2 separate regions of the Homo sapiens genome follow, and region 1 is linked to region 2. A link is a contact called in ENCODE Hi-C or POLR2A ChIA-PET data. All regions are on one chromosome and are shown on one strand. Each heading gives the region's core, a stretch centred on a gene start or an enhancer-like site at or near the end of the contact. The rest is flanking DNA. Distances are from core to core; before and after follow the strand shown. Region 1 has its middle 190 kb from the start of TXNL1. Region 2 has its middle 210 kb from the start of LINC03069.

Region 1 (2,700 bases), core at 62-2,561, 41 kb after region 2:
CCATCTAGAAATGTATAACCACTAGGATAAAGTTTTAAACATTATACATTTATAGGTAGGAAAAAAATCAGTTTACATAGAATAAAAGGCTGGCCTCATACATTTTTCTTCTAAATGCTAAAAAAAAAAAATGAGGTAATGATTAATACATTTTGAATATGACAAAGTTGTAAACCAAGAGTATTATACCCAGCCAATTCATCTTTTTGAGTAATGAAAAAGAAAGTCTTGGAGAGGCAAAAGTGATAGTTTACCTACTTGCCCTTCTTTTAAAATTAGAATTAAAATTAGGAAAACTCAACTCAAGGAAGTCATAATGTAAAAGGACTGGTAGCCCTGTGCGGTATTACTTCAGACAACCACACTTGAACCAATGAACCTGCAAGAAAAAAAAAATTCACCTACTTCCATTAAAAAAGACTAGGGGAAATAAATTTTGTGGTCATATTTAGTGCATAAAAAATGTATATATATTTTTAATTTTAATTCAACACATTTTCTTTAAGGAGCTCATATTATTTAATAGAATATAAATAAAGAGAAAATAGCATGTTCAGAATTCATCATACTTGAGCTAAAAGAATCAATATCTTTGGCTTTGCTCTGCTGGCATTAAAGCTTTCCAAGTATCTATTTTAAAGAAGTAGGACACTGTTTCTGGCTGGTTATGTTCTCTGCACACTGACTGTTGTGCTAAGGGGTTGACTAGAAGATCTCCATGGCCCCTATTCAAAAACGCAATGACTTTTCTGGTTCAGGAAGCTCAGTCAAAGCAGCCCGCCAATCCTGCTGGTCAGCCTTGCCCTGGGATGCAAGTCTTGTCAACTGGGGTACATTTCAGAAGCTTTCTTTCCCTAATTTTTTAAATAACTTTTTTTAAATCACAAAAGTAGTCCATGCTTGTAACAGAAAATATGGAAAACTCTAAAATATAAAAAGGAAATTAGAAAATGTCTCATAATCTCATGATTCAGAGTCCTGATTTTTCATTTCCAAGAATTCCAGGAAGCAAGTCATTTAAAGGCAGGACATCACCACATCCTATGGGGCTGCCACAGTTTCCATGGCTTCACTTTGGAAAGGAGACAGACAGACTTAAGCAAGCTGCCTCGCAAGGACTTGAGCACTCCTCATCTGAGCTGTCCACACACTCCAAGCTCAAATAAAATAAATATGATAACACCCATAGAAGCACTTTATAAACTTCCAAGGATTATACAAATGTTACTTGTAATTATTCTCAGGATCAAATGGGTTGGTATACTGACATTGTCATTATTGCACAAGGGGAAATTTGTTTCTGAGGAACATTTTCTCAATTTCCTGCCTTTGAAGGGGCTGCTGTCATTTCAGCTTTTCTCTGTGTGGCAGGCTACTCTCTGGAACCTCGTCTCCCACAATGATCTGGCAAGGCCCATGGTTGATCCTGGCAGACACATACATCATTTCAGGAATCTGCTGCCATATTCATAGGGCTGCACATTTATGTATAGTGTTCAGCTCTGCGTTGACCCCACAAAAGAACACAACTTCAAATGCTTCACTTTAAGGCACAGAAAATTCAAGAAGACTGGCCTCCCAGAAGAATGCAGCAAGAGCCCAGCATTTTTACAAACATAGGTATTTATGTCTACATGCTTTCTTATTGTCGTGTGCGTCATTTACCCTGTCAAGATGTGAATGATGTTACAATAGAGCCTTGTGAGAAAGGGATGAAAAGGAAATGTTGCAATTTGTCAGGGTGCAGGGGTGGAGTTCCCTGTCCTTAATTTCATGTCCCCTAAATCACGGCTGGTGGCCTTGTTGTTCCTTGTCTGGGAACACTCTTCTCTAGGCTTACCTAAAACCACTCCTTCCTAATTTTCCAGCCACATAACTGGTCATTTTCTTTCCTGGTCTCCTTACTCATTCCCCCTTCTCTGCTCAACTTTTAAATGTTGGAGTGATCTCAGTCTACAGCTTCCAGAGAGCCAAGCTCTTGTCTGATGGTTTGCCACTATAGCCTCTCATGACAAGAATAACGTCTGGCACTTAGTAGCTGCTCACTAAGTATGTTCAAATGAGTGCATGAAGTCATATATGAATTTATGAATTGCTGACAACCTCTCTATTTCAATTGCTGACAACCTCTATATTTCATAACACAAAATTTTCTCACACTTCCAAACAATTTATTCTCATGCCCAGAGCTGCCTACCATTGCTAGGTCATTTCATTGAATAAGATTCATGAATGTCTGCCTGTAGCTTTAGACCCAAGCCCCCCCGCCCTTCCCTTTATGAAGATACCTAAAGTCACATGGCCCATGGATCTCCTGCCTTACAATCAACTCTCATTGAGGCATCCACCTCTCTCTTCCTTATTCTTTGAAACACTTATAACCAAAAGAATTACAGTATCTAGTCAAGCAGTATTTTCCATCCCTAATCAAGGGAAGCTGCAATTCATTCCAAATACTTTGACTTTCAGGAAAATGCCCCCAGTATTTCTCCTCTATTAGAAAACTCAAAAACAAACAAAAAACTCTCTGCAGAATGAGGCCATGTAAAATCACTAGTTTCAGAAACCCATTATTACATGAGGGCAAACTAGGTCATTTTCTGAGCCTCAGTTTCTCCTTTGCTGATGTTGGTGTAATAGTATTAGAAAGAATTAGATCAGATAATGCACTAGAAAGGGTCTAGGACCATTCCTGGGACT
Region 2 (2,700 bases), core at 25-2,524:
ATATGTACACACATACACACACAATGTTTAGGAGTTAAATAAAAATAAAACAAATTTGTCCCAAAATAGGGCACATGGATATCCTGAAAGGTCGTTTACCAGAGCTGCAAAATCCTAAGCAGAAGAATCCGTACTGCAGAAATAAATAAGTACAGGCATTGGAGGTGGATGGATTTAGGAGGAGGAAGAGAAGGGAAGGAGGGGAAGTGGGCCCGCCCAGGCAGACAGTGGGTCAGGTAAACATGTTGTTCATTTCAGAGACCAGAAAAGACTAGCAGAGTGGGAAAACGTGGGAACCCTGGCAGGGCCAAGGAAAAAAAATAAGCCAGTAGATCATCATTAACTCTCCTCTCAGCTCTTCCAGAGCTCAGTGCCCCGGACCCTGAGTCCTATTTAAATTCACTTACAGGTCCTAGGTATGTTATCAAAGGGTCTCCATATTCTCTTACTCAAAGTAAGCTCTGCTCAGCTGTGCTCTCTGGTAGATAATTCAGAGGTGACAAGGACACTGGAGGAGGTTTTCTCTGGCTTTAGCTAACAAATCAAGTGTCACACCTGAATGGTGCCAGAGTGAGTTAAAGATTATACAGAACTTTGAAGAATGACCACATCATGTGATCACACAATCAGCCCATCAAAATATACATTTTGGGCACTTGTTTTGTGTCAAACTCCTATAATGACAGTAAATATCATCATAATGTGCTCACATATCTTTCTGATTCTGTAATGAGAAGTAGAATAAATTGTGGCTTCTCCATTCAAGATTAACTCTTCAGTTGTCTTCTCAAAAAAGGAAAAAATATGTTTGAAGCACTTGATACAGGTTGAGTTGTGTCCCTCCAAAACGATATGTTGAAGTCCCAACCCCAGCACATCAAAATGTAACCTTATTTAGAAATAGGATCTTCTAGAGGTGGTCAAGTTCAGAATGAAGTCACTAGGGTGGGCCCTCATCCAATACAATATGATGTCCTTATGAAACGGAGAAGGTTGGCCACAGAAACGGACACGCAGAGAGAAAATGATGGGAAGACACACAAGAAGTAGATGACCACGTGATGGAGGGATGTATCTACAAGCCCAGAAAGGCCTGAGACCACCAGAAGCCAGGAGAAAGGCCTGGAACAGATCCTTCCCCAGAGCCTTCAGAGGGAACATGGCCCTGCCAACACCTTAATTTTGAACTTCTGGCAATTCCAGAACCATGAGGCAACAAATTTTGGTTGTTCTAAGCCACCCAGTGTGCCAGCCCCAGGAAACTGACACAGCACTTTATTAAAATCCCTTCTGATGTCATTTAAGAGATGGTGAAAGAGAGTGAGCCAATTATGCATGAGTCAACCTTTAGCCATTTTAATGCTGTGAGTCCTCCTTTTTTGAAAATATTCCAGTGATCAAAGATGCTGTTTTTTACAACACTGGGTTAAGTTCCACTCTTGTTACAACTACAAGGAAAGCCTCCTTATTTTTACCTCACATTTCTGTTGGGAGAAAAAAGAAACCCAGAGTTCTTCTGTAAGTCATTATGCTCTGAAGATATTTAGTATCAGGCTGATTACTGAATCAAAAGATCTGGTTACCATCATGTCTAATCTGCCAGAACTGAATCATATCCACTGCATGGCTTTCTCCTCCGTTTCCTCCAATTTCCCCCCATTCAACCACCTTTAACTATATTCCAGTTTCTAGCAAATGCTGCTGAAGCTTCAGCTATTTTCTTTAGATTATATAATTTTCCAGAAAACTCAGAAGTTGATCTGCTTAACAAAGTATTCATTTTTCCTCTAAAGCATGGTATTATTTTCCATCTCTAAGAAACGGAGCTTTGTAATATTTGCTCTCCAATTTAGAAAGAAGCATTAGTCAGCTTGCATTGAATGTTAAAAAAAAAAACAAAAACCTGAATGCTACTCTGGTTCTCATTGGAGTGAAATATTTTCTCCATGTAACCAGAAATAGTAATGGAAAATATTTTTCTTTCACACAATATTTGAGCATAATTGGTAAAAGCCTTCAATTATGGAGAAAGTCTTATGAGAGCTAGTCTTTCTTGCAACAAAAACTAATCCATTTGGATTTATGTGACTCTATTAGCTGAAGCTTCTCTGTTTCGATAATAATATGAAATGCTTTTTTAAAGTTTGCATATAGTGTCACCCACGAATGTCTCCAGCCATTTCCCCTGTTCATCATAAAATTTAGAAGTAATAACACTTTGCACCTTAGTGCTGTTTGACAGAAATACTACAATACTAGAAAATTGTAGTAGTACCCTACAAATTGACTCTGATTGCTCATCAACATAGAACTGATTAGTTAAATTAGCTTAAATAATAGAGCATTATAAAAATGACTTATTATCTCAAAATCTGCCATATAAATCATCCTTTTCATTATATTTAATAAAGAGAGTGGACTTTGAATTGTGCTTAATGATAGTCTATAAATGCTAATGCACTCAGTTTGAAGGAACTGAGGTGGGAATTATTGGGCAAATCATAGGATTGAGTCTTGATCCCTATACTAATTTTCCTATAAATTCATAGCCAAATAACTTTACTTCTCTTCACTTTTATTCCCAGTCTATAAAACAAAATAATAATATCTACCCAATAGGATTCTTAAATTGATCCAATAATGTAATGTGTGCACAAACATAATACTTTGATTTCTCAGGCTTCACAAGAACGAAAGTGT

What was found. A loop is a pair of places that touch in the nucleus more often than their neighbours do. ChIA-PET counts read pairs that join two places held with the same protein, here RNA polymerase II (POLR2A).
Region 1: a map of endothelial cell of hepatic sinusoid shows a loop between it and region 2 (3-fold over the local background). The contact joins two enhancer-like sites. A Hi-C loop is called at or near these places in 1 of 168 maps with a recorded cell type or tissue (endothelial cell of hepatic sinusoid). POLR2A ChIA-PET finds 5 or more read pairs at or near these places in 3 of 52 experiments (GM10248, MCF 10A and PC-3).

Annotation. Positions count from the first base shown.
Region 1 is chr18:56,442,665-56,445,364 of GRCh38, forward strand. No RefSeq gene overlaps it. Among named protein-coding and RNA genes, the nearest start is that of TXNL1, 190 kb to the right of the region's middle. Within about 2 kb of position 1,312, at least 2 of the 41 ENCODE cell types and tissues checked have a DNase peak (open chromatin) inside an H3K27ac peak, as active enhancers do.
Region 2 is chr18:56,401,762-56,404,461 of GRCh38, forward strand. No RefSeq gene overlaps it. Among named protein-coding and RNA genes, the nearest start is that of LINC03069, 210 kb to the left of the region's middle. Within about 2 kb of position 1,275, at least 5 of the 41 ENCODE cell types and tissues checked have a DNase peak (open chromatin) inside an H3K27ac peak, as active enhancers do.